Regions from separate parts of the Mus musculus genome. Here region 2 is linked to region 1. The links are chromatin contacts, found by Hi-C or POLR2A ChIA-PET in ENCODE. All regions are on one chromosome and are shown on one strand. Each heading gives the region's core, a stretch centred on a gene start or an enhancer-like site at or near the end of the contact. The rest is flanking DNA. Distances are from core to core; before and after follow the strand shown.

Region 1 (5,009 bases), core at 2,205-4,704:
AAACATTTCTTTGATGGATGGGGGCAACTGTGTGTGTACATGTACGTGTGGGGGGGTGATGGTTACATACCCACACACATATGTACAGAGGCTAGTGAAGAACATACATGTCTTGCTCTATCACTCTTAATCCTCATCCCCTTGACAAAGGGTCTCCCACTGTACTTGGAGCCAGGCTGGTAGCTAGCAAACCCCAATAATATCCTTTTCTCTGCCTTCTACAGTGCAAGAGTTACAGGCATGTGCATCCATAATTGGTTTTGGTTTTGTTTTGTTTTGCTTTGTTTTTAATCTATATGCTAGGGGTTCAAACTCAGGTCATTCATACTTTCTCTTACACACTGAGCCATGTCTCTCTGTTTCAGGGAGCAATTTTTTTAATGTTGTTTTTTTTTTTTTTTTTTTTTTTTTTTTTTACAAGTACTATTGTCAAGTGGAAATAATCTTCTGGTCATCTTCAAAAGTGTGCTTCAAAAAGTGTGTTTGTAGGCTGGTTGTGGTGACACACACTTGTAATATCATCATCTAGGAGTCCAAAACAAGAAGGTCATGAGTATACAGCAACTTTAATAAATAGCAAGATAATACTTATTAAAAATATTCATAACATGATCAAATGTTATATCTGAGAAACAACTAATCTCTGATTAGCCTTACTAGTTTTTTTTTTTTTAAGAGAAAAACTCATATATCTTAGGCTGGCCTCAAATTCCATATATGAAGGATGACTTCTGATCTTCTTGATCTTCCCTGTTGAGTGCTGGGATTACAGATGTGTGCCACCATACCCAGTTTATGCACTGCTAGGATTAAAACTAGGGTTTTGTGCATGCTCAGAAAGCACCAGAGTTTCTAGCTTTCTTTCTTTGATCAAGATTATTGATTCAATTGTTGTGTCTTCTTATACACTTATATAAGTGTCTATACCTTGTAAGAACATACCATACGCTTGGTATTATTATCATTTTTCTTTTATAGGTGAGAACATTGAGCCTTGGAGCGCACTATTAACTATAATGTACTGTAGTTTCACACAGCAGGGGCAGGAATCTAGATTCCATTCCAGGAAAAACATTTAAGCCTTTTTTCTACATATTTATGTTATCAAATTGGGAAATGAATTTTGATAGTCATTATTAATATTTACAAAGACAACAGAAACTGAAATTTAAAAGCATCTCATGGAGAAACTCCTATCACAAAACCCACTCTATGAGAAAAGAATAACACATTTACTCAAAGCTTTCCATTATATATGCAAAGAAACCTATTCAAGACCAATGATACATGGAAGGTAACTGTAATGGTTTGAATGAGATTGCCTCCATAGGCTTATGTATCTAAACACTTGTTTCTCAATTGGTAGAACCTTTTGTTCTGTTTTGTGTTGTTTTGTTTTGTTTTGGGAAGGAGGAAGAAATGTGGTCTTATCAGAGAAGAGTTTTCACCAGGGGTAGAATTTGAAGTTTCAAACGGCTCAGGGATTCCCTGTTATCTTTCCCTCTCCCTCCTACTTGGGAATCAACTGTTCCTTTGCCATACCTTTACTCTAAAATCATGAACTCTCACTCACTGGCACTGTAAGTCCATATAAACTCTTTATTCTAGAAATTGTCAAGGTCATGATGTGTTATCATGGATATAGAAAAGTAACTAAGACTCTATCTGATTTTATGCTTAGGCTTGATGAAGCAGGGACGGTGATATAAAAAGATGATTCTTAAAGGGCCATGAGCCAATTGAAATGAACACTTCAGTTTTAGCAATCCCATTATCCAGTTTCCAGCAGGATCCCTATGGAATAAGGATATCAATTTCTTCCTCCCTTCCCTCCTTTTTCCTTTTCCTTCCTTCTTTTTCTCTCCTCCTCCTCCTCCTCCTCCCTCTTTCTTCTTCTTCCTCTCTCTCTCTCTCTCTCTCTCTCTCACACACACACACACAGCAATTACAATTTGGAAAATCATTATACAGTGAATCACAACTACCCTGTAGTTCCTTCAGAATACTCTTGAAGTTTTGATATAATCTCTAGTGCTCAGGAAGGAAAAGAAAACACATTAAGATTGTAAGCAAATGTTGGACAAGTAACTGAAGGAAGAAGAGGACAGTAAATAGTTCCTCCACAGGAAGATGACAAGAAGCAAGAAATCAGGTATGCTGGTGGCTTTGGAAACCTGTACTGGGAGGCCAGGAGGTACCTTTATAAAGCTAATGTGTGATTTGAGTTGCATTGGCTAAATAGACAGTTTATGAAACATGGAAAAACCAGGCCCTGGAGTTTGGGTCAGCCTTATCAAGAAATCTCTTAAGATCACCACTTTTCCTTGGATGTAGTGTATCAATATAAGTAAATCTCTCAAAGAGCTAACATTCTCTTTCCTCCTCTGCCTTCCATGGGGTTTGAATCTAGGACCTCAGATCAAGTTAAACAAGAGGCCCAGATCACTTTTTAGTTTTTGTTTTGAGATAGGGTCTCTAAAATTATCCAGGTTGGTCGTAAATTACTAATCCTCCTGACTCAGCCTCCTAGTAGCTGTGACCACCCACCTGAAACTCTAACTGGTACTATTTAACATGTATACTACCTACCCAACTAAAGTCCTTTAGGCTTTTTAAATGCAAGCTGTGGGCTTGCTTAAACATTCACTCATTTATTCATTCCACCAAAGTTCATGCAGGGTCTCCTAGTGTGAGAATTTTGTTAGGCACTGAGGGGTGGGGGCAGATACAAAGAGAATTGAACTTGGTCCCAGTCTCCCAGAAATTTACAGCTTAGTAATGGAAACAAATGTGCATTCATAAGACCTTATAGAAGGTGAAAATGTGAGAGCATGATTGGAGGGGATCGACCCTTGGAACATAAAGGTGGTGTAAAAAACCAAAACAAGAATTTTAAAACAAGTCGAGTTTTCAATGAACTTTAAAGCGTTTAGGTAATAGTCAACACCAAGACTGGCAGTCCAGGGTAGAGTAAGGAACAGACGTTTGATTTGTCTGGATAATAAGGCTCTTGAAGGGCCGTGTAATGAGGAATTTAGCGGGTTATAATTCCAGGATAGGGCAAGGCAGAAGGTACCAGAACAGAGACCTTATTTCTTCTCTTTATACTTTGACTTAACTTCATTAGACTCCTTTTTAAAATTCACCTCTTTCCTAGCGTTCAAATGGCTGGTGGTGGGGTGGGTTCAACATGTAAGTTAAGGGTTTGCAAAGAGGCCCATGAGTAACTTAAATCCCATACTTTGGGAACCCGAAAAGGAAACATGGTAGAGACTGCGTATGCCAAGCCCATTTAACAACACCAGCCACCCGACCCCCCTCAAGATGTTAGCTGTTGCCGGGGCAAGCTGCAGGCCAGACCTGAGGGCGGGTAGCCAGAGCTGGCGGGAGCTGAGATCCCTGAACTGGCGGGCCAGGGTTGAGGAAGAGAGGGAGGGAGGGAGGGAGGAAGCGCGAGAGGGAGGGAGGAAGAAAGAGAGGGAGGCGTGTCATGTGATCCGCTTCCCTGCTTCTTTAAGCGTCCACTGGCTGCCGGGCGGCCGCAGTCTCAGCTCTGGGCATCTGGGGAGCCCAAGCGGCTTCGCCCAGGCATCCGCGCGGGCGCCTGCGGTCTGTCCCACCTCCTCTGCTAACGCACCCTTGAAGTTTTGCAGCACCAGGAAAAGAGGGCAAGGAAGAAGGAGAGGGGAAGCGAAAGCATACCCTAAAACATTTACTTAAAGGAGAAAAGAAAGGGGGTCGCAGAAATGGCTGGGGCAATTATAGAAAACATGAGTACCAAGAAGCTCTGCATTGTTGGAGGGATTCTTCTGGTTTTCCAAATCGTTGCCTTTCTGGTGGGAGGCTTGATCGGTAAGTGTGAGAGCTGCAAACTTTCCCCTTTCCCTTTCTTCGGCCCTTCCCTCTTTTGCCTCTTGGGCTACTTGTTACAGTATCGCTGCCTTGCCTCTATGATCTAATTAGTCCGGCTATTGTGCTTAAGAAAGCAGAGCTCCATGGGGCTCCATGGGGCACAATCCAGTCTAGTGGCAAAGAGAAAAGGAGGGGAAAAGTTTTGGCCTAGTTTCAGTATCCACTTGAAAGGCAGGAGGGGGTGGGGGTGGATCTTAAGCATGGCGACGGATCGCGAGGAAGTGCTGGGTCGCAAAGTTGATTGCTCCCCGTGCTCTTTCCCTCGCCCGCCCCCCTTTCCCTCTCGGTTCCCTTCCAATCAGCACCGGGAGGGCAACGTAATCGACTTTATTAGGAATAACAGGGGAGTCGGGAGCTAAGCCCTGTGCCAGCCGCGAGCTGTTACTGGCTGTGGCTTGTGTAAATGCATTAGGTTGTCTCGGCGAGGGACTAGAGCTGGTTTTAGGGTCTCAACCTTTAAGCCCTTGGCTTCCATGCCGCCACCCCACCCATCTCTGGCGGTGGACTTGTTTGAACTGAGGACTCATAGAGTGGTTTGGGAGAGTCCTGGCCCTCTCAGCACGAACTTGGAGAGGGCGTAGGAGAAAGCCTGTCTGAAAGGTGTTGCTTTTGCCTCTTGTCCCCTCTGCCATCTCCCCTCCCCCTCTGCTTTGAGCCCCAAGATCCAGTGAGTCTGAAGCCTGAGGTCCTCCCCTGGCGCCAGGAGGATGTTTCCTGCTCCCTCCTGGGCTGCCCTCAGGTGACAGCTCCCAGGCGCCAGGGAGACTTTCTCAGTGCGCACCAAAAAAAAAAAAAAAAAAAAAGGCTTCGAACGTAACTGACCTTCTGCCTTAGGATCCACTCGGAAAACTCAACTTACTCCTACTGTCTTTTCCACCTCATGTCCCTTTCTCCTCAAGGTTCCGGACATCCTTGGACAAACTTCAGTGCCAACTTCGGAGCGGGCGCTGCTGGGCAGCTTAGCTTCCTTGGGGCTGGCTGTTGCTCTTGGCTGGGTGGAAGAGCTCAAGCAGGGGTCTGTGCTTCTTGAGGGAGTCCCTGGGCAGCGCAGGAGCTCCCTTGAGGGGGTGAGAGTAGTGGGTACGGTGTTTTTCCTA
Region 2 (5,348 bases), core at 2,723-5,222, 46 kb after region 1:
AGTAGTAATTCAAGTGGGAGAAGATGTATATGAGAGACAACTTCTAGGACCAGAAGACAAGAAGAACAGGATATGGATTAACATTGGCAATATTTCTGGATGAAAGCAAAATCTCAAAGGAATTGATGTTGAGGGAAAAAATATTTCTTGGGCATCTCTTATATATGTTCACTGCTTGGTGTTCAAGGTTAAACCTCTGCTCTTCTCTGTGAAGCTATTACCACAGAACAAGGTTTAATAGTCTCCAAACTAAAGTTATGGAACTAAGTGATTTTCCCCCAAAGTCACCTGACTTGCAGGTGAAGAAATCAGAACTGACCCATATTTTTCTACCATGAAGTACTATAATGATTCCTAATGACATATCGCTATTCCTATAAAACCTTACATCTCCAAACTCTCTTCAGAGAAACTTGTTTTTAAAGTAGGTAACAATTAATTCAGAGACCCCTAGTAGGCCAACATGGAGTGAATAAAAGACTATGGAGTGTTCAGCCCTAAAAGAGGTGTACATACCATACATTTCCCATCAAGGGTCAGGGAACTTTATGAAAGAGGGGGCAGAAAAATTGTAAAAGCCAGAGGTAGGGGGTGGCTTCAAGAAAACAGTGTTTTCTGAATGCAACAATTGCACATATGAACTCACAGCTATTTTGACAGCATGCATAAGAATTATGCAAACTCATGCACAAAATTCCATGACTAATTGAAAAGTTATTGACATTTGATATGTGCTGATAAGGGTTTGGGGGAGAAGGAGGAAGGGAAGAGGGAGGGATGGAGGAGGAAGGAAGAAGTCATCTTTTTTTAATGATGTGATCCCAGGTAGGTAGACCATAGTATAAGGCTGGCCCTATCACAAAAGTAGTTGGGCAACATAAGCTGAACTCAAGGTATGGGAGGAGGGTGAAAACGCAAAATTGAGTGGTTGTAGAGTTGAAGGTGCAAGGTGGATATAGGAGGCTTTGGGGGTTATAATCAAAATACATTGTGTAATATAAGATTAAATAAAATTCAAATGCAGACTTATGAGGTTGGTCTGAATAAGTGTGGACCAAGTGTTGAATGCTATAATCAAAATTATAGAATGAAATTGATTCTATACTGACATTCTGAAGGTCATGTAGAGAAGGGATCTGTGGCTCTTCTGCCATAAACATCAATGGAGGCAACACTATGGCATGCAGTGCATGATTGAGACTTCTGATGAGTCTACTGAGACTTATCAGAAGAAGATGAGGAGGAGGGAGAGGGGAGAGAGAAAGGAAGGACAAGGACAAGGACAGGAGAAGGAAAGAGTCCCAGGACAGCAAAGCAACAGTATCTGCAGTCCATTGAGGACCAGAAGAAGCTGAATGCATTGTATGAATACATCCTATCTGCCTGCTGCAGCACTAGCTGCCCCAACTACAAATGGAACAAAGACAAGTAAGTACTTCAGACCTGCAGTTCTCATCTAGGCCTATGGCTGAATGATTGACTTCACAAAGGAATGCCTGGAAGCTGCATTACCTCTACTGCTGCCACACCAACATGAACTATAAACAAACTTACCCCAAGAATCTGATTCCAGGAAAAGTGATTGCTAAAATGAAGAACATAATGGTGACCTACAAAAAGAAAAGAGCATTGACTTATTAACCCTTTTCATGCGGAATGTGGCTGTCAGCTTTGACTTGAATCACTTCAAGCACCCGGATTCTCCAAGAATAATAAACATTTTTTAAAAATTGGAGGTAAAAGATAAACTCCTGAAAGATGGCATGACCCTTCAGTGTGTTACCAATATGACTTATTTGACAAAGAAATTAGGAGTTAAGTCATTATGAAAAAACTTGAAAATTACATATGTAACGTGGAACTGAAATGTAGATTCAAGATTGGAGACTAGATTGTCCTTTAATTAGATAGTAGCTGGAGACTGCATTTCTTCTTTTCTGTCTGGATCTCTTACTTGGTGGCACTCCTAACAGGAAACTACCTGTGAAGTTTCTAATGGGAGAAGTCACCAAGCTGAGCTAGGCTAGGTTCACACTGGGCTGGCTTCAGAGGCAAGGAAATCCTACTCCCTTTGCTTTTCAACTACAGACATAGCTTGGCTGAGTGACTTGGATTCCAAAGGATGCCAGTAATTGTGGGTTTTAGTCACAGAAGATAAAGATAAGAGGAGAGACAGGCTGTTTTTTTCCACAATTAAATGCTGCCTCTCGGGTTCCTCTGTCGTTAAGAGTCTGAGGGTCAGGAACCTCCAGCCATATTATTTTACCCCTGGATGCCTCCTCTCATCTGTAACCCCATCCAAGGGGATTAAGAATAGGTGAGTTGGAAAGACAAACATGTTCTGGTCTGTTTTCCCTTCCAAGTCCTATCTGTGGAGCAGATGAGATCCCTTCTAATCAGTGGCATAAAAGTTCTTTTAGGAACTTTGTTTCCTCTCTGTCTGTTGCCAGCTGCACAAATACAGTATGAGGAGTGTATAAAATCTAGGTTTTTCCTTTTATGATCTTGACAATGTTTTTTGTTTGTTTGTTGTTTGTTTTCAAGTATCTGAAACTCTGGTGTTTGGTATTTATTAACTGTTACTCGTATTAACCAGATTCCAGTTTTCATCCCTTATCATTCCTTTCCAATTGTAAGTGCCCTGAGAATTGAAATGGCTTTACAGTTATTTGGTTTTGTCCCAGTTCCTTAAGTATAGAGGGAAATTAGAAAGCTGATAGTGTTTTAGATTTCTGTCTTCATGAAATATTAGAACAAGAAAGTACTTCAGTAATCCTATGATCCAAAGTCAAAATTTATTGAAAAAAATGCCATATGTAAAGTGACTTAACTGGAGTTGAACTGTGGATAGAGGCTTTCCTAGAGCAATGAACAGTTTTTCTAATTTTCCTAATGTGCTACTCAGTGACATAATAAGAAATAGCATGTGCTTTTGGAACCTGGCAAATTTGGACTTAGATTGTGTGCCCTTCCCACCATAACAGGCTTCATTTTCTTCATTTTGAAATTATAAATGAATTATTCTGTTTGGTCTCTGTATGTATGAATATGTTTAAATATGCAGTAAGAACTAAAAGAGTAAGTTTGAAAGAATCATTGTTTCCTTTCTTTTCAAACAATATACGACCCTTATAAGAAAACATGTTTTCTGAGATCTCTTCAATTCAATATCAGAAATTGTGCCTTACTGTCACTTATAAGAACTTAAGGAAGGAGGGTTGAGTAATAATACCAATGAAGAAGAATCAGTATATACTAGAAATAGAAATTAGTTCCACCTATAGGAAATACCTTCTCTTTTTCTTACTACCCTCTGCATAAGGGAGTTAAGGTTGATCTAAAACAGTAACACAGCATTTACCTCCCTTGCTCAGGAGTGAGCAAGAGGCTGAGTATGTGAAGTGGTCAAGAAGATGAACAAGTCACTGAACTCACTTCCATGTGAACACAACTGATTGTGAACAATGGAAAGGGAGAGAGTCACAGCATTCTAGGAGTGCTCAGGAGGACTCTGTTCCACATGGTTCAGAGAAGTATGGAGGTCTGCACAGAGCAAACACCCACACAGATAGAGGGGTGCTGATCACCTGCAAGGCAAGAAGGCAAGGAAGAACCATTCCTGGATTGCAGAGCAGAAGGGCAGATCTACTTATCATTCTTGGTAGCTTTTAATTAGGGAGTAGTAACTGACATCTTTGGGGCTCCACCAATAGTCACATTTGTGTTTTGTTCTTTTCTCTCACTCAAACAGGCACATGTCTCCTCCACTTTCTTTGGAATGTTATTAATCTGTCCATCTCCAGGAAACCTGGGTAGCAGCAGAATATTCTCCTGTTGCCATCAGAGTTCCGCTTAGGGAATGTGTGGCTGGGTAATCAAGCAGGGCTGGCCTTATCTGCAAAGAGAACTCTGAATCCTTAGTGCAATAATTTTCCACATTCACAGTACAAAGCAAATACTCTGTGTGAGTAAAACTGGCTTGGCTCCAGCAATAACACAGCTGTTGAAACAGCTTAGTCACCGGGGCAATGGAGACAGTGTGGCAAGAGAATGCTGGGGTGCAGTAAGCTGACATTTAGCTGGCTAGCAGGGGCTCTGAGAGCCAGAACAGATCTGTGGGAGAGCTATGGAGAGGCTGCTCCCCGCCCACAGGCATCCCCTTGTTTCTTTTGAAGCTGAGCCATAATCCCCTCCCTGGGCAGGGTGCCTAAGGATGAAAACTGAACACATTTTATGACTGATGGGAGAGAAAGAACTGATTCTATCTTTCTAGACACCTGGTTTCTCTCTCTCCTTTATAATGACCTTGTTTGTTTGTTTGTTTGTTTTGTTTCTTGGTTTGTTTTTTTTTTTTAATGTTTCAAGCTAGTTAAAATATAATGTGAAATTTAGTTATAGTTGTTGGTGTGTTGGGGGTGGGGGTGAGGTGTTGTCCTGAACTTATAGAAAAAAACCTCAAGTAGCTCTTTAGTCTTGACTGTTCAGGTAATAGACCAGAAAATCAGAAGGAAAAGCTCCAACCCTTCTGACTGGTGTTTCCTGGATCCCTATAGCAAGAGCATCTGCTAGAGCTTTATCCTGAAGTTCTGTGGACAGATCTGATAAAATACTTTGTTGGTCACATAGGAATTTTGGAAAGCCTAATGAATTGCTAGAGAGCTACCCTGCTGTTCTTTCAGCCTTTGAACAGCTGACCTTCGTGTTTTTTCTTTATCCTGGGCTCTTTTTGCACTGTTTGTTTTGGAAGTTGTTGAGTTAAATTAGCCATCTCTTTCCTTTCCTGGTTACAGTATGAGAATGCAGCTGTCAGTCTGTGAACACTGCCATTGTCTATTTTTAGATTCAGTGTGAATAAAGCTCTCCTCTCTAATTGCAGAGAGAGAGAGAGAGAGAGAGAGAGAGAGAGAGAGAGAGACTGACTTTTACAAGCACCAAATCAGCTATTGTGAGTTATCCTGGGGAGAAAGCAAAGGGTAGCCACTGTCTTTCCAATCCCTCTTTGTCAGGTGTGTTTTCTCTCTGCATGAATGTTGATTATGGTCAAATAAGAATAAGTGTGATCACATTTGTTTTCCAATGTTTTAACATTTGCCAGCTTGGATTGTTCTGTTTTCTCTGGCTTTTTTATGAAAAAAAATACTATAATTGAGTTCAAATTCCTTACAAATTGTTTTTCTTTAGATGTTTTCTGTGTCATCCAATCACATAAAACAAACTGGGAGCTATGAAATACAATGGGCTGTGATTTTCTCTATTTAGCTTTCTAACCAGAAGTCTTCTCTGTACATAGCTGCTAGAAGTGCTTCAATAAGTGGAATACCATGGAATTTAGTAAAACTTGAACCCTT

What was found. A loop is a pair of places that touch in the nucleus more often than their neighbours do. ChIA-PET counts read pairs that join two places held with the same protein, here RNA polymerase II (POLR2A).
Region 2: a map of heart shows a loop between it and region 1 (3-fold over the local background). The contact joins the enhancer-like site here to the promoter of Wls in region 1. A Hi-C loop is called at or near these places in 11 of 37 maps with a recorded cell type or tissue (Patski, adrenal gland, gastrocnemius and 3 more). POLR2A ChIA-PET finds 5 or more read pairs at or near these places in 2 of 5 experiments (Patski and embryonic stem cell).

The regions. Positions count from the first base shown.
Region 1 is chr3:159,836,196-159,841,204 of GRCm38, forward strand. Wls (wntless WNT ligand secretion mediator) reads left to right here and starts at 3,455. Exons shown (of 12, transcript NM_026582.5): 1 at 3,455-3,852. The coding sequence starts at 3,747.
Region 2 is chr3:159,881,424-159,886,771 of GRCm38, forward strand. The region is part of intron 2 of Wls (wntless WNT ligand secretion mediator); the gene reads left to right. It also overlaps the pseudogene Gm19149. Among named protein-coding and RNA genes, the nearest start is that of Gm23941, 32 kb to the right of the region's middle. Within about 2 kb of position 3,973, at least 1 of the 3 ENCODE cell types and tissues checked has a DNase peak (open chromatin) inside an H3K27ac peak, as active enhancers do; it is heart, where a contact is called at or near this core.